Regions from separate parts of the Mus musculus genome. Here region 2 is linked to region 1. A link is a loop called in an ENCODE intact Hi-C map of the cell type or tissue named here. Cell type or tissue: left cerebral cortex. All regions are shown on one strand. Each heading gives the region's core, and the rest is flanking DNA. Links, peaks and the distances in the headings are about the cores only.

Region 1 (17,087 bases), core at 5,435-13,434:
GTAGCAGAGATAAAGTATAGATTTTAGAAAGTAATAAGAATATTGGAGGGGAGTATGTTAGCCATGTGTAGGTTCAGGAGTGGCCCAGCTATTGAGCTGGTTAAGGCATATTAAAATATAAAGGTTATATGTGCATGTCTTTCATACTTGAATCCAGGGCTATTAGGGGTGGGAGGTGTGAACACACCTGCTGGGAGAATAGAGTGGACTTCAAATATTTACTGCTACAGATGACACACAACACGAGGCTTTTACTCACTATTAAAAATTAGAGGGATACCCACCCAAACACTACAGCCTGCATGCTTCCAAGGAGGTACACAGTAACCAAGGACACAGGTGAGAATTCTGCCCAAATAGCCAAGCCAGCTGGGATACCCACAGAGCCCAGCTGACATGGGACCTACCCCATGACCATCCACACTCTATCTTCCATACTACCCACTTCTACACTAGACCAGATCAACAGCCTAGGAGATACTCGTCCAAGCACTGCAGCTGGTGTGCTTCTCAGGAGGTCTGCAGTGACCAAGGACAAAGGTGAGAATTTCACCCAACCACCCATGACAAATGAGACACCAACACAGCTTGCTGACAGGAGCCTGGTATAGCTGTCCCCTGAGAGGCTCTGCCAGAGCCTGACCAATACAGATACGTATGGTCAACCATCAGATTGAGCTTGGGGACCCCAATGGAGAAGTTATAGAAAGGACTGGAGGAGATAAAGGGGTTTGCAACCCCATAGGAAGAACAACAGTATCAACCAACCAGACCTTCCCAGAGCTCCCAGGGACTAAACCACCAACCAAAGAGTACACTTGGAAGAACCCATGGCTCTCACTGCATATGTAGCAGAGGATTGCTTTATCTGGCATCAATGGGAATGGAGGCCCTTGGTCCTATAAAGGCTTGATGTGACAGCATAGGGGAATGCTAGGGTGGTGAGGGGTGAGTGGGTGGGTAGGTGGTGGAGTGTGAGGAGTGGGTGTGGCTGCCGCCCCAAGATGGTGCCTGGGATGGCTGCCAGGTCTTATGACCTGTGCCTGACTTCCTCATTATCTCAGACTTAGCCACATCCCAGCCGCCTGCACTTCGCAGATGCCATGCCTTGTCAGCTCGCCTGAGGTGTCGTCATTTGCTGTGAACCTATGGACTGCCGTTACATGACTGGGGTAATTGGAGGAATCAGTAGGGTATTTAAGGCACACCCTGGGTTGTTCGAGGGATTCCTGTTCCTGCATTGCAATGCTAAGTGTTCCTGAATAAACCTGCTTGAAGAAGGACAACGTGGTGTTGCGTCTTTCCTGCTGGTTGGGGTGGATGCGACAGTGGAGCACCCTCATAGAAGCAGGGGGCAAGGTGGATGGGATAGGTTTTGTGGAGGGGAAACTGGGAAGGGCAATAAAATTTGAAATGTAAGTAAATAAATTAACCAATAAAATAAATAAATAAATAAATAAAATTTCTTAGGGTTTTGAGCAGATTAAAAAAAAGGACATTGAAAGGCAATGCACATTGAGCATTTTCTACCACTTAGTATATGAAGTGTGCTTCACAATTTACTGCCTTAACTTTAGATACTATCTTTGCAGAATTTAGTAGGTTAGATTTCAGCTAAATTTCTTAGAAAAATACTAAATACTTATATCTCAATTTTAGATCTTGAAGAACATAGAAACTTGTCAGAAAAAAATAACTTGTGACCAGGAAAAAAAAGTGTCCTATTACCTGAATCTCTTCAGTCACTGATTTAAACTGGGGAACACGCTCTGTCATGGTTTTAACCAGTTCCACTGCATTATCAAATCCCTTCACGTATTCTCCATACATCTTAAGGAATGGCGCCAACTTTTGCAGGATATCTCCAATTCTGGGTGTAGTTTCCCTGTATTAAATATAAAAAATATCATTAAGATTTCTTACAGAATAAGGAGATCTGTAGGCTGGAAAATAGAGTACCACTCCACACCATCTGCTCTATCAGATCCACTGCTCTAACACGTGCAGGAGACAGCTTTCAAGAGTTAGCTAAGGGCTGGTGAGATGGCTCAGTGGGTAAGAGCACCCGACTGTTCTTCCGAAGGTCCAGAGTTCAAATCCCAGCAACCACATGGTGGCTCACAACCATCCGTAACAAGATCTGACTCCCTCTTCTGGTGTGTCTGAAGACAGCTACAGTGTATTTACATATAATAAATAAATAAATCTTTAAAAAAAAAAAAAAAAAAAAAAGAGTTAGCTAAGAAACTGCAGAAAGAGCCTATAGACCTCCTGGAGTTGCTGATCATGCCTGAGTTTGGTCTTCACTAGTCAGAGCTCCATTTAGAGCACAGAAGCAAATTTCATCTGGGGCAAAACATGAACATGCAGTCCCACACCTACCAGTTGCTTTTATGTAAAACTTTGGAACTATAGTTAGTATAGCTGTGGTGTGAAGTACAGCTGTTCTTTAAAAGTTAAGAAGCACCGTCCTATATGTACATCTTAGGCACAGAAGTCCCATTTCTCCCGTCTTACCATTCTTGCATTCGTTTCTCCAGCTCAGGTAATAGGAATTTACTATGGAAGGCATTTATTGATGAAATGTTAGAAAAGATTTTATTCACCATCTCTGCAGGAAATGAGCCTCGGTTTGCTTCTTCTAATAGTTTGCAATAAAATACCTGAATGAAAGAATAAAGCAAATGTCACTTTATATTTGTGGGCTAACCAGTTTTCACCATGCTGGCCTGCCCTGAGCTGGAAACATTAGCTTGATGAGTAAATGGGGAAACTTACGGCTTAGAGAATCAATGATTCTGTGAAATGTAGGAAGAACTATATGTTTTGATTTTGAAGAATTTTAAATGAGGGTTTGGAAGATTTATTTATAACTAAAACTATGCCCCTACCTGTATGAAATTTATTTACCCTTTCCTTCCAGAATGTTTAAGTAGATAGTTAATAAAGTGTTTCTGTGCAGATAATTTTCAATTGATGCGGAAGGATTTACATTTTCATTTATGGCTATAATTAAGGGTTATGAAAAGATTTCATTATGTATACAGTGTGATGTTTTTCACTTACTGTGTTTTGAATGATGTCTATAGCTATTATAAATGGCTCTCCCTGTGAGTACTGTTCAGTGTTAATTGTCAAGGAATCACCTGGGACATAGGCCTCTGGGCACCTCTGTGGGCAATTATCTTAATTGCATTGGCAGAGATGGGAAACCTGCCCACATGGGTAGCAGCACTCCTTGGCTGGGATCTTGGAATCAGCAGAGAAGGAATGCAGAGCAGAACAACACTCTAGTTGCTCTTTGCTTCTTGACTATGAATACAATGTGACGTGTTTCATCAAGATCCTGCCCTCTTGACCTTCCTGCCATGATGGACTGTATCCTTGTCTTAAACTGTTAGTCAAGTTAAGTTGTCCTTCTCAGGCTTTGCATCACAGCAACAGATGGTAACGGAGGTGGAGAAGTCTGCTGCTGTCTCCCATAGACCTATAGATACTGTATGTATCTTGAAAGGGGAGTCGCTAACTTAGTTCCCATAGAACAGAGACAATGAGTGGACAAAACCAACAAACCCCTTTAGTTCTCAGATTTTCATTTGCTTTTTAATAAATAATAATACCTGACTATGTGAATGCATTGTGTGTTCGGGGATCCTCTGCACCTGTAACATGTACCACAGAGATAAGTGGCAAAAGCAAACATCCTGAATTCTTGGCTATACTCTGCTCGGGCTACAATTCCTAACTGCCATTTTATTAAAATCAGGCAGAAATCTGTTCCTTCTCCATGTCCAAAGGACTATTAATTTTCTAAATTTACCTAACTGCACTTTACTACTGGGAGGCCATACAAAATTATATCCTTAAAGATTCTGACAGATGGTGCACTGTACTAATTAACACACTAAAACATCTAAAACATAAAAAAAGTAGTCAAATCAATTTGGCACCAGAGGGGGGAGGAGACAGAGGGAGAGAGATAGAAAGATAGAGAGAGATAGAGATGGAGAAAGGTGGGAAGTGGGGGAGGAGGAGGAGGAGGAGGAGGAGGAGGAAGAGGAGGAGGAAAGAAACAACTTGCCTATAAGAAAAGACCTCTTTTCACTATAGGAACATCTTCACATTCCAAGACTGTGTTTCTCCACAGTGATTGACTTTATTTCATGGTAAAGTTCCTTGACACAGAGAATCTGAACTACAACTTCACTGTTGCACAGATTACAAACTTTAAATTGGTTTCACAAAATCCATACAACCAGTGTAGGGTTGACCCTGGGAACCAAAATAAGATGTGTCTAGGACCATGTGTTTCCATGAAATCTCAATTTACCAGAGGCCAAACTAGAACGAGACTCACAACAAACATTGAAACATGGCAGCTTCCTCTTTGCAGCAGTGTAGGAACTCAGTGCATTTCTAAGTGATCCCATGAACTCTGAAAGTGTCTGGATGAGACCAGGCTCAAGGCTGCACCACAATTAAAATACAAAATGTGATACAGTGGAACCATGTATACAATATATACTGTCTGGATGACGAAGCCAGGTTCCATACAAGGCTAAACAAGTGATCTCTCAAAGCCCCGTGGCATGACACAGTGCAACACATCAAACAAGACAGAGTCACCAAAGTAAGCCAGCCTGTTTAGATTTTAATAGTTCACATGCCTTCCAAGAGCACAGGAAATCATCAAGAAATAAGAAGAATGTTTGACATTATGGAACACAGCTGTGCTGAGACTTTTACATAGAAACCTACACTCTTAGGAGTTGCAAACATCTTATATTCAGCAAATTTATCAGTGAGGCTGTGAACATTTCCTTAAAGCAAGTAAATTTTACTATCCCAACCACCCAGGCTTGCACTGCAGCTCCTGAAATGCTTCCATACCTAGGGCCGAACGATGAATGGCAGCAAAACGTTACCTGATCTAGGAGGTCGAGCCGGCTGACATAAGCTCTTTCTGTAAGTAAAAGTTCAGTGGCTATTTTGTGAAGTTTCTGTTCATTAGTCTCCTAAAAAAAAATCAAACATATATTTGCATATAAGAAAAGGCAGCTTAGATATTTTTCTTAAGTAACAAACACTTAATCAGAAAGCTCAATCTAAGAGGATTTTCCCAAATGTTTCAGGACCATGAAGCTGGGTGATCAGAGCTGTACAGTCTGTGCCTGGTAACATTACTGTTTACCCTTTTCTCAGAATGTTGTCTTTCTTGGTACCCAGCACTATACTTCATTTGCTCTTACCTTCTTTTTACATATAGTACCACACTGTCTTATTTACTAACTCTTTTTTTTTTTTCTGAGACAGAGTTTCTCTGTATAGCCCTGGCTGTCCTGAAACTTACTCTGTAGACCAGGCTGGCCTTGAACTCAGAAATTCACCTGCCTCTGCCTCCCAAGTGCTGGGATTAAAGAGCAAACATTTTGCCTTTAAAAATACATTGTGAAATATAGGATAATAAATATTAAGAGAGAAAACAGCAAAATGCATTAGCATGTGCCCAATAGTAAGGTACGACTATCAATTTATCCCAATCTTCTTCCAGCTATGCCTCCTCTCACCTCTCTCATACTTTTTTTTATCTTTTGGGACAGGGCATCATTGTGCTGTCCCGACTGGCCTAGAACTACCTAGCTTTGTAGATTAGGCTGACCTTGAACTCACAGAGATCTGCCTGTCTCTACTTCCCAAATGCTGAGATTAAAGTATGGCAGTAATCCAGGCCTCATCTAATCTATAATTAAATCTAATCTTACTGTTTGCTCCTTAAATAGGTACATTTATTTAACTGTCATTTTGTATAACCTTTTTTCATGATAATAGGATTTTTTTCTTGTTAGATTTCTAACTCCTTTAATCAACTAGAGTGCTTCAATAAGAATCCCAGAATTCAATAAAAGATTGCTGATACAACTAGTAGCTAGCTTCCATGTAACTACTGTTTGTAATTATAATGACTTTGACAAGATGTCAGAGTGCTGTTTTTCAAGAGCCTCTGCCTGAAGATCAAACTATAAACTCTCCCATCCTGGTACTATCCCATTTCATCTATCTGTCTATAGTCCATAAAATTTGGACAACCAAGTCCTATGAATGGTCATGCCTAAAAAAGTTAAAAGGAATGAACAAAGAATACACAACACCCACAGACATACATACATGCACACAGAAAATGACAATTAGTGAAAAACAGACCATGAATTTGAAAGAACATGATTTGAAGGAACGTGGGGCGGGGTATATGAAAAGGTGAGGAGGGAGGGAAGGGAGTATATAACTTCATTATAATCTCAAAGATAAAATAAAAAAAAAAACCAAGTTTTCCTTACTGCTACAGTGTTTTCCAACTCTTATTTCAAACTCACACCAATCAAGAGTTTCTATATCCTCTGAGTCCAATATCTTTTCACGGTGACTTACCTTACATATTGCTACACGAGGAACCTCTCTAAAACTTTGCTTTTGTACATAGGAATACGCTTTAGAGGAAGAAATGGAAATGCACTATCTTCTATATCCACAAGAAATGCTGGCCTGCATTAACACGTCACTCAGGAGGAGCTACAGGGGCTCCGTCTTCTGAGAGTAAAATACACCCTTTTGAAATTTAGAGAAATTCATATAAGCCTGCAAACACCACCACAAACAAGGCTCAGATATTCCCATCATTCCTAGATTCTACTTTTGCTCCGGCTGCTAAACTCCTCTCTACTTCTAGACTCTTTGTCCGGCTCCTGATACCACAGATCTGTGCTTCTCTAGAGCATCAGATGAAGGGGAATCACCGAGGTTCCTTTGTGACACATTCACATTATTTCTTGTATTAGAAGTTCTTAATTTTATCTCACAGTGATGCTGTACCTTTGATTTACATTCTTTTATATGGTTTACATCTAAATATTACAATCTTTTTTACTTCTTTTCACGTGTTTGTAGTACATGTGTGAGAGTCTATAAATGTGTGTGAAGGCTTGAGGTAAATGCTGGGAATCTTTCTCAGTCCTTTCCCCAATCAAACCTAGAATACATGACAGGGCTTCTGCAGCCAGCTTGCTCTGGGGACCCACCATCTATGTGCCTAAGTGTGGGATTATAGGCGGTCACCACATCCACTCCTGGCTTCTGCGGAATCTGAACCCTAGGCCCTCTGCCTGCTCAGCAGGCAGTGTTTTATCCACTAAGCCATTTCTCCCAGTCCCTGACATTAGTAATTCAGCAGATTTTTTTTTTTTTTTTTCTATAACAAAGAACTTTTCATGGGCTATAAAATACTCAGACAGGTCACACTTTTTTACTGACATACAGTGAGGTCATCACTGAGGTCACAGATCTATGGGATCTTAAGAAGGATGCTTAGAAGAAGCAATGTTTTGCTGACAAGAAGTTCCTAAGCTGAACTTGGCCAATTCTATGGTTATACTCTGCAGAACCCAACAGTGCACTCAGCAGCACTCAGCAAAGGCTCTTACACAGCCATTGCCCACATTAGGTGCCAGGCCCTGTCAAAGCTCACACACATGGAAGAAGGGAGCTCACTGGCATCCAGTGTAGTCACATACTCATATGCATTCTCAGAACAGTTGCTAGGCATCTTGTGGTGCAGATGAGGAATTACAGACTTTTGGAGCATTGGTTTGAGTTACTCCAAAGAGATGCTAACATTTAGTAGTTGCAGATTTTATGTCACATGTCAAATATAGTGATATTTTTCCATAATTTCACTCATCTTTGTTTTCTTGAGACTGAGTCCACAGTTGGCTGTTAACTCACACATATCTGCCTGCCCCTGACTGGAATTAAAGGCTCGTGCTACCACGTCTAGCTCTTGACTTATCCTTTTAACTATGAAACAGGAACAAGTTTTATTTTTGCTTTGCAGGCCTTGTACACATAACAAAAATACTGAGCTGAAGGCAGCTGGTTCACACAGTTACTAATCAATTCTACTCATAAAGGATTTTATGTAATAATTTGTTACGTAGTTTAATAGTTTCTTCTTATATATTTATGCAAAATCCCAGACTTTGATATAAGCAAAGAGCACAGACTGGAGAGGTACAGATTACTTGCTGATAAAACTGTCTCAACAGAGTGTCTGTAGCTATGGTGAATTTTAATATGTATTTAATAGGCGAGCTGCTGAAATTACACTGTGTAACTCTTCAGTACATGTGATTTCAATTCATTTTAAGCAGGAAAAAAAACCTTTGATCATTATTCAGAAATTATAAATATATTGCAGTTTCTCCTATCTCCCAAAAGCTTGTTTGGGCTTACTTAAAATGTGTCTGTTAAAGATATATATAAACCATTAGGCTTTTATGGGGACAAGTGAAATGATTCTCCATTCTAGGATATTTATATCCATATTGTTCATTGCTAATATTCTTCCACATCAAAAGCAGAAGTGGCTTTGTATACATATCACCCAGTATTTCTTGAGGCCTGTTCCCTCATAAAAATTGGCATCAACTTAGGAAATAAACATTGTGTTCTCTAATTCATAAGGTGCTTCACAGTTTGGATGCCACAGTTTTAGTGCCTTTGCCAGACATCAAAATGTAAATGTGGCTCTAGGGCAATTTTAAGTTAAACTATAGTGATATTCTGACATTATATTTGGTCTGTATTCTGAAAATCTGGCTTGTGTGTCATGCCTTAATTCTATAGTTAATATTCTAACAATACTGCATGCTAGAACTAGCTGTGTACTAACTGAACTATGTCCCCAACCCAATCCCACCTCTGATTTAGAATTTACATACACACTAAAAACAAAACAGCACATCCCACAGGATGAGTACCGCAGAACAAGAGAGACTGGAAGTCGCATATCAGATCGTTAGTGTGCTCTCTTGTCTTACACACAAAGAACGGGACTCATGGACATTTAGGCAACCCTACTCTAACTCCTGTCTGGCATGAGAAGTCTCATTTTCACAAATGCTTAAACTAAATTAAGCATTCTCTGTCATGGGACAAAAGCTATGTGTTTATATTTTAGAACTAATGTATTAGGAATAGTTACCATTCCTTAAGTACATACGCTTTAATAGATACATGTTATAAGCACATATACGTTAACGGATACAAAATCATGTGAATGAAAATCTCTCTATAGTTCCATGAGCACAGGGTAAACTCTATAGGGTTATATTAGTAGATTTTCCCTCAAATATATTGTGTTTGTCTTTTCTCGGAGTTATTCAGAGCATTTCTTTCTTCAGAGTATTGCCTAGTAACTAAAGATGTAACAAAATGTTTATGATTTAAACTTATTTTCATTTTTTAGTTTTGAGGTTTGAAAGATATTCACTTTGAGGGGTGTGGCTATATTGCAAATTATTAGCATTTCTTCATGTTGAATATGGTAGGTACTACATGTTTGTAATGCCAGCACTCCGTAGGCTGAGGTATAAGAGTGAGTTTGAGGCTAACCTGGGCAGCCTAAGGAGTACAAGATACAAGTACAAGGCAAAAATAAAGTATTTTATAGTTGTCATTTTTTGCTCAAAATATACTGTCAAATCAGTAACACAGCTTGTAGCAATCATAAAGACTCTTTTAAGTCAGTTATCAATTACCAATAATAATGACTGATGGCATATTTTAATAAAATTACAATTCTGAACTATTATACCTTTCCATATAGACTGGCCCCAACTGGTTAGTATACAATATCCTACTAATATTTTTTAAAAGGAACTTTTTTACTCCTAATTGTGATAAAATACAGTTAAGAAAGCATACTACCCCTATACCATTAATATATTGCATTTTGAGATAAGAAACACAATGTGGCAAGCTGCCGAAAGCACAGGCAGCATACTACCGCCACGCTTACGTTGGATCTTGTTTGGATCAACAGCTCATCCCTACACAGCATACACTGATTATGCGGTCAAGGCCCTGTAGTACTCTATGCTTAATTAGCTTAACAGTAGAAGTTTGTTTTGTCCTACACTGCTCTATTTGTTTTTATTTTATCTTATTATTCTATATGCCTGTTACTATTCTGGTGAGAAAGAGGAAAAGGGCATGAATTTGGCTGGATTGGGGAAATAGGGATGATCTGTGAGGTACAGAATAATCAGAATATATTATATGAAAAATATCCATTTTCAATAAAAAAGAAAGAAAAAGAAAACTGTGTTACATCTTTCTCGAGTCACGTACGATTCATCTAACAGTAGATACAACAAATAACAAAATGTGGAAAGAGGACTAGCCAGTGGCCACAGGAACCACCATCTAATGCCCTTTAATAGGACCAGCGCCTGTGGTGCCGCAGAAGCTCGCTGGGGGTACTGTCTCATGGTACACCACTGAGCCTCACTCCTATGTGTCTCTTCCCTTCACCACAGGTAAGGATGGAAGCAGTGAGCTTTATTGAGCTGTTGAGGCACAAGGAGATTCCCTTCAGAGCGCTGTTTCTTTGCTGCTCCAGACAACGTGGTGAGGCATGAGTCACTTTCTCTCTCCCATTTGCTTAAAATTATAATCTCTGTTGATTGCCCTTCAGCTAAAGTTCTTAATATAACCACCAGTCAGTCACGTTAATATTTTAGAATCTGTCCTTCACTTATGATTGTCTGACTATGCTCAGGAAAGAACTGTAAATTATCGTAAATAGATTTAAGATTTGAATTTTTTCATTTGCTGATGTTCCTACAATTGTCCAAGTTGTAATTTTATTTAGTATAATCAATGACAAAGAATGAGCAATAGAAATCTCAAGGATGGTTTCAGAGATATACACAGCATGTTAAAGATTAGGGAAATCCAGAATGAAACTGACATGACACCAAGAAATCTAAGGTATGGCATGATAGCCATGCTATTAAAACCCCAGAGTAAGATGCTGATGTAAACAAGATCAAAGCAACCTTTGGTTAGAGTCATGTAAAAAATATCTGTGAGTTAACAGATGGGCCAGAAATAGTCTCAAGAGTTTTTGGTTCTGTTTGAATAATATTTTATTTTGTCATCTTAAGAAGATTTTATAAACAGTATGACAAAATACATCTAGCAAATTTTTCTGTTTTATGTGAACTCAGCTTTACTATGCCTCCCCAAAAAGCTGAGCTATCCATTGCACAAAGGCTAAGAAACCATTTGGAAGAGCAATGCATGTGGCAGTGCACAGCCTGTAGTGGGCCAAGCCTCAGCTTCACTTCCATCTCAGGGTGCTGGTCCAGGTTCCTACAGTTCCACCCTGTCTAGAGTAATACCCCTGGGCGTGGCAGTTAGTAGCTCCTGCTTATTCCTATGGAGACTTGTGATTTGTTGCCCTAGGGAAACAAAACTGGTCCACAGAAGCAACATCTAGAGCCACAAAGAGCATCTGCCTTCCAACACAACACAGTTGCTATGGTTTTTCTACAATACAACCATCACAACAAAATAATCAAAAGAAGCTACGTAAGAAGAAAAAAGGAAGCACCTTTAAGAGGCAGTAAAACCCATTAGCCTCCAAGCTTGCAAATGGTTTCTCTGCTGGCATGAGTAACCTGAGTCATTCATCTCATGGGTGCTGTGAAGCGCTAGGTAGTGCTTGCCCTGCACTGAGATGGTTTACAGTTTACCTTCACTTCATGGTGCTGGTCCAACGTATCCAATCCCATGGTGTTCACCCCATTTTCCCTCTCTTGGAGCTCAGCGTCCATCCCTGGCTCCCCTTCTTTTGAGGGAAGCCCTAAGTCCGTCCCTGGAGTCCTGCAGCTGCTGTCAGAAGCATTTTCATCATGACTATTGGCTATGGATGATGCAGAATCTGTGATGGTTTCATTTCTTTCTCCATTCAGCACATGTGTATCAGGAGAGGCGGCAGCAGTCTGAATAGCCATCTCTGGGCTAAGAGTAGTCTCCTTCTCATCTTCACATTCCATCTGGTTTTGTGCAGCCACTACACCATTGGCCAAACAACCATGTTGCCCCTGAGTCTGATCTGGGTCGTTTTCCTGCTTCTGTGGAGAGTGCTGGGGCAGAAATTTTCGTGGAGGTGAGGAGGTTAACCCAGGCTGTCCTAGAGTTTGAGGAATATTGAGGTTCATAGTAGAATCTTTCTGCAAATCAATGTAACTTGACAAAACACTGTAAGATAAAATACAAAAAGAAACATCAGGATGAAAAGTTTTAGAATGAAGACAAGTCAATTCCAGGTGAAAAGGGACGTCATTTCTACATGATGGTTTTAGAAGCAGATTCTTGGCACACAAGCCATATTTAAACAAGCATAGAGAGGGTGAAGGTTGGAGAGATGGTTCAGCTGCCAAAGGCTAAGCTCAAACCAAAACCAGATGGATGAGCCTGAGCTTTTCCTAGCTGGCGTGTTTCCATGAGCTTCTTACTAATACAAGTTATTCAGTAAAGATAGCGATGAAAGAAATATCTGCGTTCAATGAGATTATCTTTTTCCAAGATCTTTAATTTTTAATCATTTTTAAAACAAGCATGAGTTTCTAGCTTATAAACAAGCTATAAAACCAAGTTAGTTTTATTTGAAAAGTAGGAACATTAAAAAGAAAAAAAAACCTTTATTATAAATGCTGCAGTAGCTGCTAACAGATCGCTAAGGGTTCGCTTGAATTTTGCTCTTGATCTCTCCAATCTTGTCTTCACAAATCAGATCCTCATACATGCAAGACTTTACTAATGTCTCCAGGACATCAGAAAGAATCTACCTTCCCCAGCTCCTCCATCTCCCACCTCCTGGGACTATCTTTCCCCTTACTGTAGTCTTGCATATTCCTGTAGTTTTCCATTTGTGTGCATGTTAGGGTCAGTAGCCCTGCTCTTCTCTGCCCAGCATAATCTTCCCCCTCTGTCATTCAGGTCTTTTGAGAGGCTTTTCTTGGTTGGTCTATTTAAGCATCACACTCTACCACCTTCTCTAATCTTCTTTTATTTATCTTGAAAGCCCTTACTACTGTTGATATCCTATGTAGTCTTGATAGTACTAACAGGACAATAGAACCTTACGACGTCTTTGCCTGCTCAGAAATGAGTTGCTCTATCCCAGTCATTAAAATGTTCAGACATGGCTAATAATTTATGCAGGTCCCTGTTATGAGTAAAGAAAATATATGTAGCCAGGCATCCCATAAAGGCAATTGACCTATTGCTCTGGAATGCCTGGGAAATCATAGTGGCCAGCATGTGAGACAAGAACAGGACAAGAAGCTATGAGGTATTAACAGCTACCTTTGCTTCTATAAAACCTGCTTATCTCTATGAGAAAGGGACGAAGTGGACTTTTATTACTATATAAAGGAAAGATAAGAAACTGAGGGAAGTAAAACAATTTTCCTGGCCAGCTGTGGATTCCAGGCATAGTTGTAATACACACCTTTCTGCTGTTCATTTAAAAACCCCACCTTAAACACACACACTCCCTTCCATAGGGCATGCTGTTTGGCTCTAAGGCTGCCATCTGCAAGCAGTAAAAATAACTTCATTTAATCTAAATTTGAATTGAGTCTAAGTCTTTGATCTTTCCAGGTGGATTTGAACACCACAATACAGGTACTGCCTGGATGACAGCAGACCAATAGTGTTGTTCTTACAATAGATTCCACCACAAGCACAATCCTTGCAAACGCTTGCCCAAACACAAACCGTGAATTATAGCACGCCCTTCCTTACATTAAGGACAAAACTGTACACATTTCCCCCGGAGAGATAAACTCAAACAATTTGCATTTGGGCCACAAAACTAGTAGAGACCTCAGCCTTTAGAATATGGACTCCTTTGAGGTCTCCCCAGGCCCTGGCATGACAGCACTGAGACCAGGCTCAGGTTCCCACCTCCTCATGTTCTCATGGCGGTGACTACAGAATCTGGAAACTGGAAGGCTCTCTTTTCTGTTTTTGAATCAATTAACTCTGAGAAGAAAAAAACTGAATGAAATTTAGACATTGTTTTAAATATTGCTATAATTTCAGCTCCCAAAGGCATTACAAATTCCCTTCTGAGGACTTTGAGATTTACAGAAGATCATATAAGTGCCCAGGAATTAAATACAGCTTTTAAACATATTTCTCCAAAATTTGTAACAGTATTATAGTAAGCATATTTTCTAAGTACATTGCATTTCAGTTTCTTGTTTTGTTTTGAGGAGTCTTACAATGGGGCTCAAGCTCGCCTCAAACTCTTGAACCTCTCTGCTTTGGTCCCCTGAGTACTGTGAGTATGTGCCTATGCCCCCTAGATGGTATATCCTTACATTTTTAAATTTTGAATGAGGGACACTGTAGTTTCGTGCTTGTTATGCTTCCCAGGACATCCCCCAAATATTCCTGAGCTAAGGTGTCATTACATACATAATAATAACATTTAAAAGCTCATGTAATGGCACACACAAAACACCCACAGATATCAAATAGTAAAAGGAATAATTCTTTAAAAGATTTGTGTAATGGGAAATTATCTGTCAATATTACGTTGCAATGAATGAAAATGTTTGGCTTTGTGTGTAGGTAAGTAAAATTATATACATTTTGTTTATATTTCTAGTAACATAAACAAAATCTTTTTCCTAAGATAAAACAATTTAGATAGTATAAGTAAAAAAGAATGGAACTTATAAGGATTTGTTTTGTTTTTTTTTTAATTAGGTATTTTCTTCACTTACATTTCCAATGCTATCACAAAAGTCCCCCATAACCTCCCCCCACCACTCTCCTACCCACCCGCTTCTACTTCTTGGCCCTGGTGTTCTCCTGGACTGAGGCATATAAAGTTTGCAAGACCAATGGGCCTCTCTTTCCAATGATGCCGACTAGGCCATCTTCTGATACATATGCAGCTAGAGACACAAGCTCTGGGGGGTACTGGTTAGTTCATATTGTTGTTCCACCTATAGGGTTGCAGACCCCTTTAGCTCCTTGGGTAATTTCCCTAGCTCCACAGGGGGCCCTGTGATCCATCCAATAGCTGACTGTGAGCATCCACTTCTGTGTTTGCTAGGCCCCGGCATAGCCTCACAAGAGACAGCTCTATCTGGGTCCTTTCAGCAATATCTTGTTAGTGTATGCAATGGTGTCAGCATTTGGAGGCTGATTGTGGGATGGATCCCGGGGTATGGCAGTCTCTAGATGGTCCATCCTTTCATCTCAGCTCCAAACTTTGTCTCAGTAACTCCTTCCATGGGTGTTTTGTTCCCAATTCTAAGAAGGGGCAAAGTGTCCACACTTTGGTCTTTGTTCTTCTTGAGTTTCATGTGTTTTACAAATTGTATCTTGTATATTGGGTATTCTAAGTTTCTGGGCTAATGTCCACTTATCAGTGAGTACATATCATGTGAGTTCTTTTGTGATTGGGTTACCTCACTCAGGATGATACCCTCCAGGTCCATCCATTTGCCTAGGAATTTCATAAATTCATTCTTTTTAATAGCTGAGTAGTACTCCATTGTGTAAATGTACCACATTTTCTGTATCCATTCCTCTGTTGAGGGACATCTGGGTTCTTTCCAGCTTCTGGCTATTATAAATAAGGCTGCTATGAACATGGTGGAGCATGTGTCCTTCTTACCGGTTGGGACATCTTCTGGATATATGCCCAGGAGAGAGAGGTATTGCAGGATCCTCCAGTAGTACTATGTCCAGTTGTCTGAGGAACCGCCAGACTGATTTCCAGAGTGGTTGTACAAGCTTACAATCCCACCAACAATGGAAGAGTGTTCCTCTTTCTCTACATTCTCACCAGCATCTGCTGTCACCTGAATTTTTGATCTTAGCCATTCTGACTGGTGTGAGGTGGAATCTCAGGGTTGTTTTGATTTGCATTTCCGTGATGATTAAGGATGCTAAACATTTTTTCAGGTGCTTCTCAGCCATTTGTTATTCCTCAGATGAGAATTCTTTGTTTAGCTCTGAGCCCCATTTTTTAATGGGGTTATTTGATTTTCTGGAGTCCACCTTCTTGAGTTCTTTATATATATTGGATATTAGTCCCCTATCTGATTTAGGATAGGTAAAGATCCTTTCCCAATCTGTTGGTGGCCTTTTTGTCTTATTGACCAGTGTCTTTTGCCTTACAGAAGCTTTGCAATTTTATGAGGTCCCATTTGTCGATTCTCGATCTTACAGCACAAGCCATTGCTGTTCTATTCAGGAATATTTCCCCTGTGCCCATATCTTCGAGGCTTTTCCCCACTTTCTCCTCTATAAGTTTCACTGTCTCTGGTTTTATATGGGGTTCCTTGATCCACTTAGATTTGACCTTAGTACAAGGAGATAGGAATGGATCAATTCACATTCTTCTACATGATAACTACCATTTGTGCGAGCACCATTTCTTGAAAATGCTGTCTTTTTTCCACTGGATGGTTTTAGCTCCCTTGTCGAAGATCAAGTGGCCTTAGGTGTGTGGGTTCATTTCTGGGTCTTCAATTCTATTCCATTGGTCTACTTGTCTGTCGCTATACTTGTACCATGCAGTTTTTATCACAATTGCTCTGTAGTACAGCTTTAGGTCAGGCATGGTGATTCCACCAGAGGTTCTTTTATCCTTGAGAAGAGTTTTTGCTATCCTAGGTTTTTTGTTATTCCAGATGAATTTGCAGATTGCCCTTTCTAATCGTTGAAGAATTGAGTTGGAATTTTGATGGGGATTGCATTGAATCTGTAGATTGCTTTTGGCAAGATAGCCATTTTTACTATATTGATCCTGCCAATCCATGAGCATGGGAGATCTTTCCATCTTCTGAGATCTTTAATTTCTTTCTTCAGAGAACTTGAAGTTCTTATCATACATATCTTTCACTTTCTTAGAGTCACACCAAGGTATTTTATATTATTTGTGACTATTGTAAAGGGTGTTGTTTCCCTAATTTCTTTCTCAGCCTGTTTATCCTTTGCGTAGAGAAAGGCCATTGACTTGTTTAAGTTAATTTTATATCCAGCTACTTCATTGAAGCTGTTTATCAGGTTTAGGAGTTCTCTAGTGGAATTTTTGGGGTCACTTATATATACTATCATATCATCTGCAAAAATTGATATTTTGACTTCTTCCTTTCCAATTTGTATCCCCTTGATCACCTTTTGTTGTCAAATTGTTCTGGCTAGGACTTCAAATA
Region 2 (17,087 bases), core at 5,058-13,057, 100 kb after region 1:
TTTTATGTTTTGCCTGCATATATATGTGTGTGAGGGTGCAAACTCTCCTGGGACTGGAATTACAGAGAGTTCTGAGCTGCCATGTGGGTGCTGGCAATTGAAGCTAGGGCCTCTGGAAGAACAGCCTGTGTTCTTAACTTCTGAGCCAGCACCCTCTACCATGCCTTCTTTTAAAAGTTTAAAGTGTAAGCCAGGTATGGTAGTATACATCTGTAACCTAAGCACACAGGAAGCTAGGGATCCTGAATTTGAACCTAGTCTGGGCTATATATCAAACCTCTCCTGCTAAAAATGAAGACAGTTTTAAGTTTTACATTTAGATCAGTGATCTCTATGATCTCACTGTAGTACTAGGTCCATGGAGGAATGTGTGTCCTGTGGCTCAGTCACATGTGGTTATGGTTAGCTATGAATATAGCTTCAAACAAGCAAAATGTACAGTTAACTTGTGCTGGTACAAGAGGAACTGTGGTGACTTTATTGTGTGGTTTCTCAGCATAGACTTTGTAGAGGACAATATTGTGTCACCAGGTCAAAAGGTTACACATAGTTTAGGTGAGTGGGTTTTTTCCTTCTTTTCCTTCCTTCTTTCCTTCCTTCCTTCTTTCCATGGTCCATGAGTATTTAGTGGGAAACACTTTGTTTCATCCTCCCTTGATGTTAATACTGTTGCAATTTTCAGGTGTTTATTTTCTGGGTTTTATACTGTTTATTTGCCTATCACTCTTCCAATACCAGTTTTGAACTACATTTAAAAAAAAAATCTTAGCATTTGATATAGTGATTCCTCACACACTACTCTTTTTCAAGACCTATGTAGTTTCTCCACCAGGAGTCCAGCCAGCACATACTACCACATCATGTAGAGGACCCCATTTACATCTCTGAGAAACATCTTGCACAAAGAACCCAGCCTGCACAGCACTCTGCAACTGTTTCCACTGACTGGGCCTGGTGACACTGACTAGGAGCATAATCCAGGCACTAGCCACCTAATTCATGAACAAAGTCTGCCTAGAGTTCCTAGGACCCCCTAGGCCTTCTGCACAAAGTAGAAGACCATGACTTCCCTTGCTAAGGCCAACCTTAGTCGCTGCAGAACTACCTGCACCAGACCCACAAAGGAAAACGGCATCTCTACCCCACAAAGATTTAGTCCTTTCCTGAATGTGGTAAACATCTCCACTGAAAGAGGGCAGGTAGCCCAAACAAAAAAGAAAACAAAACCAAAAAAGAAAACTCAACCAACCGACTATTCCAGATGCACAAGTCCTGGTACAGAATAAAAAACCAACCAACCCCCATCCCATGCCCCCCCATACACAAATCACCTGTATTCTGCTAGTCTCCATCTCTTAACTTCCACAACCCCATGGTTCCTTTATACTTTCCTGTTTTTGCAGATATTGTGTTATTCCCTCACTTCAGAGGAGTTGGAGTAGGAACTACAGATGAATGAATCCATGCAACAGTTGTCTTCCTGGGTCTGGTTATCTCACTCCATATGATCTTTTCTGGAACAATTGGTTTACCTGCAAAATTCATGATTTTTTTCTTTCTTTCTTTTTTAAATTCTTCTCTTATACATGCATCCTGACCAGTTTCTCTTTCACTTCTAGTTTTACTCCATCTTCCTTCTTCCTCAGATCCACTCCTCCTCCATTTTATGAAGTACAGGAGATATGAAGCAGAGAAACAGAAAAATGGGAGAAGTAGGTCTCCAACGGAAAGGGAGAAGGGGAGTCAATATAGAAATAAAAGGAGAGACAAATGATAAATAAAACTAGGATTGTTTCCAGTGATGAACTGTGCCCCACACTCCATTTCTCACTCCAGGTCCCTGCCTGCTTTCCAGGAGGCCACTCTGGCACCAGGAACCCTAGGCCACACTAGTACTAGGGACCCCAGAGGCACCATTAGCACCCCAAAACTCAGAGGCTACGCAGGATACAAAACCCCAGGGAAGACATCCTACTAGACATGTAAGTGCACTGGTGATCAGAACCCCAAACCACTCAGGTCAAAGACTGAGAGGAAACAAAAATGAAAGGAAAACACATAAAACCCCCACCCCCATCCATTAAAGATGAACTTAGAATTCAGCACCTAAACCTATAATAACCACAAAACCTAGATGTCCAGAGGCCACCATAAGAACATAATCAACAACAGCCAGAGTAATATGGCACCACCAGAGCCCAGCTATCCTACTACATCAAACCCTGTGTATCCTGACACAACTGAAACACAAGAAAATTACCTTAAAACTAGTCTTAAAAGATGATAGAGGCATCTACCATTCACCTTTTCTTCCTTAAGGAAGAAAGAAATAAACCCCTTGAAGAAATACAGGGAAATACAATCAAACAGGTGAAGGAAATGAATAAAATTGTTCAGAATCTGAAAATGGAAATAGAAGCAATAAAGAAAACACAAACTGAAGGAATTCTAAAAATGCAAAACATAGGAAGCTGAACGGGAACTGCAGAGGCAAGCTTCACCGACAGAATACAAGAAATGGGGGAGAATCTCAGGTATTGAAGCTATAGCAGAAGAAATGGGTACATCAGTGAAAGAAAATGTTAAATCTAAAACTTTACTGACATAAAACATCTACTAAATCTGGGCACTATGAAAAGACCAAAACTAAGAATAATAGGAATACAAGGAAGACAAGATTCCCAGCTCAAAGGTTCAGAAAATATTTTCAATAATGTCATAGAAGAAAAATTCCTTAACCTAAAAAAAGAAAACACCAAATAGAGTGGATCAGAAAAGAAAACTGTTCTGCCACTTAATAATCAAAGCACTAAATGAACAGAGCAAGTAGATATTAAAAGCTAAAAGGGGAAAAGACCAAGTAACATACAAAGGCAGAACTATCAAAATTACACTCATCAACAGAAACTCTAAAAGCCAGAAGGGCTTGGGCAGATGCCTTACAGTCCCTAAGAAATCACAAATGCCAGTCCAGACTTCTAAACCCAGAAAAAACTTTCAATCACCATAGAAAGAAAAATCAAGATACTCCATGACAAAAACAAATTTAAACAATATCTATCTGCAAATCTAGCAGCGCTACAGAGGATATTAAAAGGAAAACTACTACTCAAGGAAGTTAAACACCCAAGAAAACACAGGAAATAAATAATTCCACACAAGTGAAACACAAGAGAATTCCACATAAGGGAAGCATCAAAATAACAAGAATTAACAAATATTGGTCTTTAACATCTCTCAACATCAACGGACTAAATTCCCCAATAAAAAAGACATAGGGTAACAGAATGGATGTGAAAGCAGGATCCTTCATTCTGCTGCATACAAGAGATACACTGCACCACTCCTGTCACCTTCATCAGGCCTGCTGTACCAGGAAATTCCAGGTTAGATGTCTTCTGCCCCAATCCCCTGCCTTACAAATCCCCTGAGACATTCCCAGCTACCCTGAACTGCCTGATGTCCCCCTGTCCCCTAAGCTCCATTGTCCAGCCACTACTCTACACATTTTAACCAGTAACATCCAGGTTAAACCCTTCCCCTGCCCCAAGCCCCTGCCCTCCAGGTGCTCAGGAGTAGATGGCCAGCTGCCCTGAACATACACTGCCCCCTGAGCACCATAGTCCAGCTCAAGACTGAACATCAGAGGCCTCCTGCACCAGAAACATACAGGTTAGGTCTACTTTCCCAAGACCTGCTACACTAGGAATACCCAAGGACAATTAGAAGGCTAAAGGCCAGCGTAAGAACATAATCAGGACCCAGGGCAATATGGCACCTTCAGAGCAAAGCTATCCTACTACATCAGGCCCTGGGTATCCAAACACAACCAAAGCACAAGAAAATGATCTTAAAAGCAATCTTGAAAGAAGAGAGAGATCTTTAAAGAGAAAATTAATAAATGCCCTTTAAAAATCCAGGAAATATAGTTAAACAGGTGAAGGAGGTGAATAAAACTGTTCAAGACCTGAAAATGGAAATAGAAGCCCCCCCCCCAATAAAACCCAAAACACCAACAACAATGACAAAACAAATAAAAAACCAAACAGGCAAAACCCAGACATCTTACACTGCTTAGAATGGTTAAGATTAAAACCTTAAGTGACAGTACATGCTGGTGAGGACAGAGAACATGGGGAACACTCCTCCATTGCTGGTGGAGTGCAAACTTGGACAACCACTTTGGAAATCAATGTGGCAGTTTCTTAGGAAACTGGGAATAGTTCTACCTCAAAACCCAGCTATAACACTCCTCAGTATATACCCAAAACATGCCCTATTATACCACGCAGACACCTACTCAACTATGTTCATAGCCTATTTACTCATAATAGCCAAAAAACTAATAGCCAAAAACTAGAAACAACCTAGATATCCTCCAAATGAAGACTATATAAAGAAAATGTGGTATATTTCCACATTTTATTATTCAGCTATTAAAAACAATGACATTATGAAATTTGCTGGCAAATGAATGGAACTAGAGAATATTATATTGAGTGAGGAAACCCAGACCTAGAAAAACAAACATGGTATGCACTCACTGATAAGTGGATATCAGCCACAAAGTCCAAAATATCCATGCTACAATCCACAGACTCAACAAAGCTAAGTAACTAGTAGGGCCCGTGGCAAGAACACTTGAATCTCACTGAGAAGGGGAAATAGAATAGACATGGGGGATGGATGAAGAGAGGGGATTGTGTAGGGGAGAAGTAGGGATGGAAACAGGAGGTATCAAGTGGAGGAAGAACTGAAGAAGAGAATACTGGGAGAGACAACTGGAATTTGGGGTGAGGAGGCATCTCTGGGAAGAGCTAGAAACCTAGGACAGTGGAAACTCCCATGAATCTAAGAGTAACCCTAGCTAAAATTCCTAGCAGTAGAGGAAATGGAACCTAAACCGGCCATCTCCTGTAACCTGGGAAGACTTCCAGTGAAGGGACTGAGACACCAACCCAGCCACAAAACCTTAAGACCCACAACTTGTCCTGATTATAAGATACACAGTGATAAAGATGGCACAGAAATTGAGGGAAAGGCTAACCAATGTCTGGTCCAATTTGAGACCCATAACATGAGAGGGAGCCTACCCCTAAAACCATTTATGATATTCTGATATACTTGCAGACAGGAGCCTAGCATAAGTCTCATCAGAGAGGTTTCATCCAGCAACTGATGGAAACTGATGCAGAGACCCACAAGAGGAAGAAGGAAAGGAAGGGTTGAAGGAGCCAGAGAGGTCAAGGACACCACAAGAAAACCTTCAGAATCAACTAACCTGGGCCATTAGGGGACCACAGAGACTGAACTGCCAGCCAGAGAGCATGCACAGGACAGACCTAAACCCTGTGCAGACATGTAACAGTTGTGCAGCTCAGTCTTTGTGTGGGACTCCTAAAGCAGCAGCAGGGGTTGTCTCTGACTCTGTTGCCTGCCTTTGGGGTCTTTGCCTAACTGGGCTGCCTTGTCTAGCCTCAATAGCAGAAGATGGGCCTAGCTCTACTGCAATTTGATAAGCCAAGGAGGGCTGACATCCATGGTAGGCCTCCCCTTTTCTAAGGAGATGAGGAGGAGTGGATGGGTGGGAGGTAAGTTGAGAGGGAAGGATTTGAAAGAGAAGAGGGAGGGAAAGCTGTGATCAGAATGTAAAGTAAATACATAAATTATTAACAAAAGGCTGGGGTTGTTTGATAAAGGAAAATTTATTAATACACACACATATACACACACACATATACACACATTTATATGTGTGTATGCCTCTGAGCTTACAATACTCTTCACAGAAACTATACTAACAAAAGCCATAGTACCAGTACAAGAAGTGTCTTCTCAAATGGTTGGCTAGGGTAGTCTAAGTAATTTCTGAAATAATATAGACAATTGCCATTGCCCTTGATTACCTTTAGAGGTTAAGGGTGGGCCCGTATTTCTTAAGACACTACACACTTAAGATACTGGAGTCAGATTATATGAGCTGAATCCAACTTGAAAATGTTCTTCCTTCAGTCTTGTTTCCATGGTTCCAGAAAATATTATACAAGCAGCCACAGGAGGGAAGCAATTATCCAGACTCAATACCTATGAACCAAAACACTGATCAGCATGGCTAAATAACCACAAAGGTACAATAAGGGACACTCACATGCTGATTGTAACAACTATCCAATTAAGCTTAAGTCCTACTCAATAGGAGGCAAATCATGTATGGGACTAGAAATATTAGCCAGCTTCGCAGGGTTAGTGAGGTGACAGATCTTAGAAAAAAATCTACTAGTATCACTTTGTTAGACCAATGTAATTCCTACTACACATAAAAACAGGTCTAAGATAGAAATCTACAGTTCTAAGTGCCTACATTTAAAGTAACAACAATAACAATAATAATAATGAGAAAAAAACAAAACAAAAATTCTGTAATAGAACAAGCCAATTCCAAACACAGTAGATGGCAAAAAAAAAGAAAGAAAAGAAAAAAAAATAGAAATAAAAGCAGTGATTAATGACATAGAAATGAAAACAATACAAAAAAAAAAAAAAACAATGATCGAAAAGCTTATTCTCTGAGAAGACAAATAAGACCAATAGATCCTTAGCCCAACTAACCAAGTAAATAGAGAAACCCAATTAACATAATCAGAAACGAACAGGAAAGCAACACACACCAAGAAATACAGAATGGTATAAGGGGATACTTTGAAAACATGTACTTCATTAAGTTGGAAAATCTAAGAGATGGATGAGTTCCTTGACTCATCCAAACTGCCAAAGTTAAATCAAGAAGAGTCCAACAATCTAAGCAGAGACACAGCACAGAGGGAGAGTAAGACAGCAATAAAAATCCTGCCAACTCAAAACCAACCAAACAAACAGGTGCAGACAGATTTCCAGCAGAATATTAGCAGACTTTGAAACCAATCCTTCTTAAACTCTTGAAAGAAAGAAAGAAAGAAAGAAAGAAAGAAAGAAAGAAAGAAAGAAAGGAAGGAAGAAAGGAAGGAGGGAGTGGGGAGGGGAGGGAGGAAGCCGGGAGGGGGGGGGAGAGAGAGGGGGGGAGGAAGAGGAGGAGGGAGGGAGGGAGGGGTAGGGAAGGAAGCACTAGAAGGCTCCTCAGGCATTAAGGCCCAGCAGAGCCTGCTATAGCAGCTCCCTACTGGGGGCAACTTGTCTAGCACTGATGGTTATCCCTAGCAGTCCTGCTGGGATCTGTGTTTTACCAACATCCAGTCCAGGGCTGCTGCAAATCTTACACTGCTAGTTCCCAATCCAGCATATAAAAAGCAAAAACAAAAGGAATTTAATGGTATTTTTGGAGGGTTTGTTTGCTTGCTTGCTTATTTGTCTCATATTGCTTTGTTTGGACACAGGTACACAGAATAGATATATTTACTGCAGATACAGAAGTTCACAGGATACTTACATTTAGAAACACAAGTACACACAGCTTCCTATTAGACTATGGGAACAATGCTTCAAAGCTACTTCTAAAGGGACTGCCTGCTCTCATACAACCAAGTAGAAAAGCATTGTATATTCAATTTTTATAGTTATACTACTGCAAAAACATCTATTGCCATGACAAACAAAAGGAAGACAGCTTTAAAAAGCTTTCATCTTAAAAGTTTTTCATCTTGATTTGGTTGTAAACACAGATCACTAAAATAAGTACAGTTATAAAAAAAAGAATGACTAGGAAAAGGGTAGGCAGGTACGAAAGGAAAGCATCTACATATTCCATATATGGCTCCTATTTAATACACACAGCCTAGTGCAATAGCTCCTATGACATTGAATGGTGCGGTAAGAAAGCCTATTTTCTGACATTTAGAGAACTGGAGAGTATAGTTATCAACACATATTGACTTGTTGATCTGGCTTGAGCCATATAGAGCCTATGTGAAGGACTATGGGCAATCAGATCTAGAACATGTTCTAGTCACTAACCCCTCTCCATAGATAACAACTCATGAGCAACAGCACGACAACAGCTACTGGAATGAACTAGAAACCAAGCAACAAGATTGTCAAGGACTGTGTGTGTGTGTGTGTGTGTGTGTGTGTGTGCAGGTGTGGGTGAAGGTACATGCATGTGCAGGTGCATGTGGGATGCAGAGGACAACCTCACATCAGTTGTGTCTCAACATTTTTGTCTGTTGTTTGTGTTGAGAAAAGTTTTCTTGTTAATACGCAAATCAGGCTGCAGGCTAGGTTGGCCGGTCAGCAAGCACCAGAGATCTGCCTGCATCTAATACCTGGCACAAAACCAAACCAAAACCGTCAGTCCAGGAACTGAAGTGCTGCAGGGCGAGCACTGTGCTGACTGAGATACCTTCCCTGTCATGTGGACTTCCTTTGAATTTACAAGTTTCCACAGTTAACATTCATGCTTTTTAAGTGATAAGGCCCAAGTAACACATTTCACAAGGAGATTTAGAATAGCAAATAAATGGCACCACATGCTAAGGCATTGCAATGCTAACTGCATATGCAGTTCTGTGACTCTACCTCCTAGACCCTGATAGCCACTGACAGGCTTCCTTAGCCTGAAGGTCACCTCTCCACTGCCACCTGGTGGCAAGAGGATTCACAGACCTGAAGATCAAATACTGCCTTCTGTTAACAGACATTTACTATCAGCTTTGCATTCCAGAGCCAAGGAGGGCAGAGCCCAAACACAAGGACTTGTCCTTCATCTTTCCAAAGCTTGTTTGCATGAAGACAAACTTCATTTCTATATAATCCTCCAATTCAGAAGCATCCACTAAAAAATGGTAAAATACACTGTGCATAGGATTTTAAAGAAACCTGAAAGCAGAAAGTGGCTTCATCTAGCAATGGACTCAAAGCTGTTCTGCTGAATAACTCTGGGGCTGGGGAGGGCTTGAATTAACACATGACCTGTGCAGTAGTGGAACCAGGTCATGCTCAGGATCCCTTTACAATATTCATCACTACTTCATGTGTCTTGGAGTTCACTGCCCAAAGAGTGTCAAAACTTCCCTTTAATACTATCTTAGCACAAGAAGTGCCCTGGTTTAGGTAAAGATCCAGAAAATAGTTTTAAAATATTTAGTCTGTATTTATAATGTATGTCTGTGGTTTTGTGCATTCACATGGTTTGCAGGTAAACATGCTTGTATGCAGACTCAGGGCCAGCAGAGGCATCAGGTGCCCAACTCAATCATTCTCCACATTATTTCCTAGGGACAGAGCCTCACACTAAGGATGAGGCTGACTGGTGGTCAGCCAGCTGCAATGGTCCTCCATACCCAGCTTCTTATTTGGGTGCTGGGAATTGTAACTCTAAGACTTTATACTTGCACAACAAGTATGCTTACCCACTGAGCCATCTCCATTGCCCCTTTTTAAAATTATTCAAACTTCTAATAACCATTGTCACTAAAATGTCAAGTTGAATATAGCTTCTTTCTTTTTTGAGAAGTTTATATGTGAGTATTCTATATTATTTTCCCTCCCTTCCCTCCCTCCAACTCCTCCCATGCCATCCTATTCCTGCTCAAATCCATGCCCCCATATCTTCAATTATAATGTGTATATACATAATATATATTACATGTAATATAATACATTATACATGTAAACTTACAAAAACAACTTCCTGAGGTCATTTAGTATTGCTAAAATGTATATGCATTTAGGTCTGATCACTTGGAATTGAAAAACCTATCAGGGGTTCATCCCTTGAGAAGAATGATGTCAGTCTCTCAACAAGTCATTAGTTGCCCACAGGTTTTTATCTAGGGATTGGGACTTGTGAGATTTCTACCGGTATACATTGACATGGCAACTGGTGTTGCCATTTACAGGTCTTACTGTTGTACAGACAACCATACTGTTGAGATTTCATAAATGCAGATTCCCTACCATGTACATAAGATACCACCTCACAGCAGATATCTTGTACAGATTGCCACTGCCTGAGTCACCTGTGATATAACTCCACAGAGCCTCTGAAGAATACCTTCATTGAGTACAACATCAGGATAACACAATCCACCATTACTAGTACTTCTTGGACATGTTGGTAGCATTTTCTCCCTTACTGTCACCAGATTTCTTACCAAGATGAGGGTAAATGAGAAGATTCAAAACATTTTTGCATTAATACTAGTCTAGAATTTTCTTTATTTTTACTAACATCTGGAAACTTAGATAAAAATCAAAGGTTTTTGTTTTTAGGACTGAAACTTGATATGAAGTTCAGTCTAGCCTCAAATTCATAGCAATCCTTCTGCTTCTGTCTCTCAGAGTGCTGGATTAAAGGAGTATACAACCATGCATGGTTCGAGTTTAATTTTAAGTAAATGAATATAGTACTGCCTCCTGAAAGAAAAATAGAGAAAGCAAATGCTAATGTATAGGAGCACATTAGAATACAGTGGCAGAAAAGGCTCACGAACCTTAGCAAGTAGATGACCGGGTAATGAAAGCTAACTGCCTGAAGGCAGAGAATGAAGATGTCAATATTTATAAGTGTGGTTAGCTATATTCAAAGAGAAGTCAGGATTATTTTTCTTATTTTTGTGTCAAATTTTATATTAGTGCAAAATAACTTTAAACATTAATGTTACTACCCAACTATAAAGATGATTACATATTACAGGCATCTGCTGTTTACGATGGATAGCCAGACAAAGATACTATTAGGATAAAGTAGAAAAGAAAAATTGCTAACTGCAGTAGACAATAGGTGTCCAAATCACAATACATCTGTAGTTGATGGCACCCAAATGGCAAACCTTGGCATAAGCACTGGTGGCTCCTTAAGGCACCATATTTTGCTACCACAGTTATTTAACACCTCACTGATAACTTGGTATAAATTATTTGATATCCATAAACCAAAACAGCATTACAATTTAGAAGGCTACAGTTAAAGCTTTACAATGAGAAAGTAACAATTACAAAGCACAGTTTATAAATGATGTGAACACACATCCACTTTAAAAAGACACAGTGCTCTTAGAGCTTTGCCAGGTTTTCTGTTTTGTTTGTTTGTTTTGTTTTGTTTTTAATGGAGTTTCTCCATGCTCTGTAAAAATTCTGTCTCAGACTTCTAAGAGCTGAGATTACAGGCACATTCCATCACAACTGAAGAGCCATTTTAGCTACTTGAACATTTATATGTTATCCTACTTGCATTTGGTTCAAAACTAACTCCCCCAAAATACTTTTTATATCTGAATATTGTACTAACAAAAACAAATATAGGAATATTAATATATTAAATATGATGAGTAACTTATTAACCCCAGACATAGGAACAAATAATATGTACTAGTACATTCATTAGATTCTTGTGTAGAATCAATTAATCATATGTTAAAACTCAACAATAATGATAATGATAAAAATTTAAGTTATTTTATTAGAGAAAATCAGTCGTTTTCTTTACCTTAGTCACTAGCATTTTCAAATACCATTGTTAATATATCTGAGAAATATATCATGAAAAAGAGCTAACATACAAGACCTACACTGAAATATTGACTTTGTAATATATTCTAATCTTGGGAAGTGTGATGGGTAATTCCAATAACAGTATTTAAAATTAGCAAAAAAGACAGGCCTTTGGACCTACTTGTGAGCAACTATCTATTTTAGGTTAACCTGAGTTTATGAGGCACTTTCTTATTATATGAACTGTATTGTTATATTATGTTATAATAATATTATACAATATATTAACTTGCTCTATATTCACATGTAGGGAAGAGTCATCTTACATGGGAGCTGTATTTGAGGGCAGGGTTGGAGGAGACAATCCGTATACAAGAGGATGCTTTGCCTGCCTGCCTGCCTGCCTGCCTGCCTGCCTCTGTCTCACTAGTGAGTTCATTTACCCTGATCTTGAGTTCATCCTTGGTCTTGCTCACACTGTACAGTTGCTGCAGCTGGTAGTGAAAACCAACTTCTTAGGTGACTGTCTTAGTCACGGGTCCATTGGTGGGAAGAGACACAGTGAGGAAAGCAACTCTTATGAAGCAAAGCATTTAACTAGAGCCTTGATAAATAACACTGTTACAGGTCATCATCATGGCAGAAAGCTCACAGGCATGGTGCTAGAGCAGTGGCTGAGAGCTTTACAGCCTCATCTGCAGGCAGTAGACAGAAAGAGAGAAACACAGACACACAGACAGAGAGAAACAGAAAAACAGAAAGAGGGAGAGAGAGAGAGACAGAGATATAAAGACAGAGACGCTGGACCTAATGTGAGCTTTTGAAACCACAAATCCCACTCCAAGCAACCCAGTTCTGCCAACAAGGCCTCACCTGCTTTAACAAGGCCACACCTCCTAATCCTTCTAATTCTTCTCAAACAGTTTTACTCTCTAGTGGCTAAGCATTAAAATATATGAGCCTATGAGACTCATCCTCATTTCAAGTACTACAGCCATCCAACATGGACGGAAGCACAGTGGCCTTCAGGAATCCTCCAGGCTTTGTCATCAGATTGACATTCCTGAGAGACGTTTTGTGGACTGAGCAGATACCAGATTCTTAGCATCTCTAGTATAAACACAGCCAATATTAGACAGTCCAGCCTGTATCATATTAAAACAATCAAATCTTCTTGGATATATATTTGCTTTATTGGTTATCTTCCTCTAGAGACCCCCCCCATATGCTATAAACTGTCAGCAAAGCAGTTCTAGAAAAATAGAATTGTAAGAATGAATTTCTGAAGTGGGAATGCTGGTATCTGGAGCTAGCTGCCCACCTCAATGACCTTTTTTTTGTATTAGATATTTTCTTTATTCACATTTCAAATGTTATCCCCATTCCTAGTTTACCCTCCAAAAACCTCCTATCCCTTTCCCCCTCCCCTACTCACCAACCCACCCACTCCTGATTCTTAGAACTGGCAGTCCCCTATACTGGGGCATATGACCTTCACAGGACCAAGGGTCTCTCCTCCCACTGATGACCAACTAGGCCATCCTCTGCTATATATGCAGCTAGAACCACGAGTCCCACCAAGTGTTTTCTTTGGTTCGTGGTTTAATCCCAGGGAGCTTGGGAGATACTGGTTAGTTCATATTGCTGTTCCTCCTATGGAGTTGCAAACCCCTTCAGCTCCTTGGATACTTTCTCTAGATCCTTCATTGGGGACCCTGTGCTCCGTCCAATGGATGGCTGTGAGCATCCACTTCCGTATTGGTCAGGCACTTGCAGAGCCTCTCAGGAGACAACTATATCAGGCTCCTGTCAGCAAGTTCTTGTTGAAATCCATAATCGTGTCTGGTTTTGGTGGTTGTTTATGGAATGGATCCCCAGGTGGGGCAGTCTCTGGGTGGTCATTCCTTCAGTCTCTGCTTCACACTTTGCCTCTGTAACTACTTCCATGGGTATTGTGTTCCCCCTTCTAAGAAGAAACAAAGTATCCACACTTTAGTCTTCCTTCTTGAGTTTCATGTGTTTTACAAATTGTATCTTGGGTGTTCCTAGTTTCTGGGCTAATATCTACTTATCAGTGAGTGCATATAAAGTGTGTCCTTTAGTGATTGGGTTACCTCACTCAGGATGATATTCTCCACATCCATTCATTTGTCTAAGAAATTCATGAATTCATCATTTTTAATACCTGAGTAGTACTCCATTATGTAAATTTACCACATTTTCTGTATCCATTCCTCTGTTGAAGAACATCTGGGTTCTTTACAGCTCCTGACTATTGTAAAAGAGGCTGCTATGAATATAGTGGAGCATGTATCCTTATTACATGTTGCAGCAACTTCTGGGCATATGCCCCAGAGGGATATTGCTGGATCTTCCAGTAGTACTATGTCCAATTTTCTGAGGAACTGCCAAATTGATCTCCAGAGTGGTTGTACTAGCTTGCAATCCCACCACCAACGGAGGAGAGTTCCTCTTCCTCCACATCTATGCCAGCATCAGCTGTCACCTGAGTTTTTGATCTTAGCCATTCTGACTGGAGTGAGGTGGAATCTCAGGGTTGTTTTCATTTCCATTTCCCTGATAACTAAGGATGTTGAACATCTTTTTAGGTGCTTCTCAGCCATTTGGTATTTCTCAGTTGAGAATTCTTTGTTTAGCTCTGTAGCCCATTTTTTAATAGGGTTGTTTCATTCTCTGGAGTCTAACGTCTTGACTTCTTTGTATATATTGGATATTAGTCAACTATCGGATTTAGGATTGGTAAAAATCTTTTCCCAATCTGTTGGTTGCCATTTTGTCTTATTGACAATGTCCTTTGCCTTATAGAAGCTTTGCAATTTTATGAGGTCCCGTTTGTTAATTCTTGATCTTACAGTACAAACCACTTGCAGAGAGAGAAATTAAGGAAAAAAATCTCATTAATAGCATCAAAACAAAAACAAAACCCCAAGAATTACCTTTACCAAGGGAGTAATCAGGCACAAAACTGACATGTAGATTAATGGAGAAAAACAGAGCCATATAACTATAGTAGCCTAAAACTCAAGAAAGGTGTCAAAAACATAAACTGGAGAGAAGAAGCCCCATGCTGGCTAAGACTGCTCACTGTGCTCCAGATTAGGAGGAGGGCTACAAAACGGAGAGTAAATGCCAGGTCAGAAGTGTAAGGTCAGTTGAGCTCACTGCACACACATGGGATATAAATTATCATCAGCATAGATTAAAGGGTATGGTAGGTCTAAGCACAACAGCAATGCAGAAAAGATCTATGACGAGGGCAAATATTCCAATTGGAAATCACCCAAGAATAGCAAAAAGTTTGCCCAAAGTACAAAGTCCAGATGACATGCTAAGGAAGGATAATTATATTTTTTTATTAGATATTTTCTTAATATACATTTCAAATGCTACCCCGAAAGTTTCTTATACCCTCCCTCCACCCTGTTCCCCTACCCACCCACTCCCGCTTCTTGGCCCTGGCATTCCCCTGTACTGGGGAATATAAAGTTTGCAATACCAAGGGCCCTCTCTTCCCAGTGTTGGCCGACTAGGCCATCTTCTGATACATATGCAGCTAGAGACACGAGCTCTGGGGGTACTGGTTAGTTCATATTGTTGTTCCACCTATAGGGTTGCAGACCTCTTGAGCTCCTTGGGTGCTTTCTCTAGCTTCTCCATTGCGGGCCCCGTGTTCTGTCTTATAGATGACTGTGAGCATCCACTTCTGTATTTGCCAGGCACTGGCATAGCCTCACAAGAGACAGCTATAACAGGGTCCCTTAAACAAAATCTTTCTGGCATGTACAATAGTGTCTGGGTTTGGTGGCTGATTATGGGATGGATTCCCGGGTGGGGTAGTCTCTGGATAGTCCATCCTTTCGTCTTAGCTCCAAACTTTGTCTCTGTAACTCCTTTCATGGGTATTTTGTTCCCTATTCTAAGGAGGAATGAAGTATCTACCTATTCATTGGTCTTCCCTCTTCTTGATTTTCTTGTGCTTTGCAAATTGTATCTCGGGTGTTCTATGTTTCTGGGCTAATATCCACTTATTAGTGAGTGCATATCTAATGACTTCTTTTGTGATTGGGTTACCTCACTAAGGATGATATCCTCCAAATACATCCATTTGTCCAAGAATTTAATAAATTTATTGTTTTTAATAGCTGAGTAGTACTCCACTGTGTAAATGTACCACATTTTCTGTATCCATTCTTCTGTTGAGGGACATCTGGGTTCTTTCCAGCTTCTGGCTATTATAAATAAGGCTGCTATGAACATAGTGGAGCATGTGTTCTTATTACCAGTTGGAACTTCTTCTGGGTATATGTCCAGGAGAGGTATTGCTGGATCTTCCCATAGTATTATGTCCAATTTTCTGAGGAACCTCCAGACTGACTTCCAGAGTGGTTGTACAAGCTTGCAATCCCACCAGCAGTGGAGGAGTGTTCCTCTTTCTCCACATCCTTACCAGCATCTGCTGTCACCTAAATTTTTGGATCATTATATATTCTTTGGCCATTGTACTTTTCATGCTGTGATAAAATTCCAAGAACAACTTGCTGAAGAGTTTATTTTGACTTACTACTCCAGAAAAGTCCATCACTGCATACATCCAAACAGGAAGAGAGCTGAAATGTACATATCCATACCCAGGAAGCAGATAGTCTGTCAAATCTGTAAACTGTCAAAGCTTGACTCTACTGTTATATTACTTACAACATGGCTGCACCTCCTAAGGGGTCAATAAACTCCCAAACATTCCCACCAACTGGATGTCAAGTGTTCAAATACCAGAGCCTACAAGGATGTTTCTCCTTCAAATCACCCATTCATTCTCTGGTTCCCATAGTTTCATGGCTATCTTATTTAATCCAACTTCAAAAGTCCCACAATTTTAACAGTCTTAATACTGTTCAAATGTTCAAAGTCTCTTTTGAGATCTAAGGCTGAGAAACCAGGAGTTAGACAGACTCCTTGGTAGGAAGACACATGGAAAGGCCTGGCTAAGGAATAAGGGTGGTAAATTTACAAGATGACCTCCTGGCTTGAAACAAGAGCCTAGCAGCTTTTGTTTCCCACAAGCAGGCCCCCTGTGGCTCAAGGCCAGTTTGAGACATATCACACATAGTTGCAGACCAATCAAGCATCCAGTCTGTGTCTAAACAGAGCAACCCTGACATAGGAGAGAAAATTCTTCAGAGCCTTTGAAACCCCCCAAGCCTGTAAAAGAGACTGGACTGTCAGTTTTCCAAATCCCCACTCTGCCTTGAAGAGGGTCTTTTCTCTGTGTGATTGCTGCATTTATATGTCTCCTCACACCCAGGAAACACATTCTTTAACTCTGATTCTGTCTGCAGTGCTTGTGATTTCTCTGCTGCTACCACTTATATTATAGACATTTCCTGCCTTTTAATTCTCTGCTTTTAACTGGCAGAGAAAATGAACCTGATCAAGACCCCTAGACTACACCATTTCAAGACTACTAGACAGCCTCCAGTAAAATAAAAAAAATTATATATTACAAACATAATGACACAGAATGTACACTTGTATTCCAATATAGAAGAAGGAGGGCATATTGAGGAAAGACTGGACTGTGGGAAAACCAAAATTGAACTGGGCAAACATTGGTCTTATAACTCCATACCCAGTGTCACAGCTCA

The links. Hi-C counts contacts between places; a loop is a spot of excess contacts. Peaks named below come from ENCODE experiments on the same cell type or tissue, not always from the same donor. Only the 100,000 strongest peaks of a DNase experiment are listed, where the experiment ranks them.
Region 2: it touches region 1 in a loop (2.1-fold over the local background); 4 of 42 quality-filtered maps call a loop at or near these places.

What each region holds. Positions count from the first base shown.
Region 1 is chr16:16,472,499-16,489,585 of GRCm38, forward strand. It overlaps Fgd4 (FYVE, RhoGEF and PH domain containing 4), which reads right to left. Exons shown (of 17, transcript NM_001301817.1): 4 at 11,592-12,099; 5 at 4,926-5,015; 6 at 2,518-2,663; 7 at 1,729-1,885. Among named protein-coding and RNA genes, the nearest start is that of Fgd4, 120 kb to the right of the region's middle. In left cerebral cortex, for the core only: no CTCF peak of the experiment used is centred there; a DNase peak (open chromatin) is centred at 10,400.
Region 2 is chr16:16,576,280-16,593,366 of GRCm38, forward strand. All of the region lies in intron 1 of Fgd4 (FYVE, RhoGEF and PH domain containing 4), which reads right to left. Among named protein-coding and RNA genes, the nearest start is that of Fgd4, 15 kb to the right of the region's middle. In left cerebral cortex, for the core only: a CTCF peak has its summit at 8,574 (motif pointing left); a DNase peak (open chromatin) is centred at 8,565.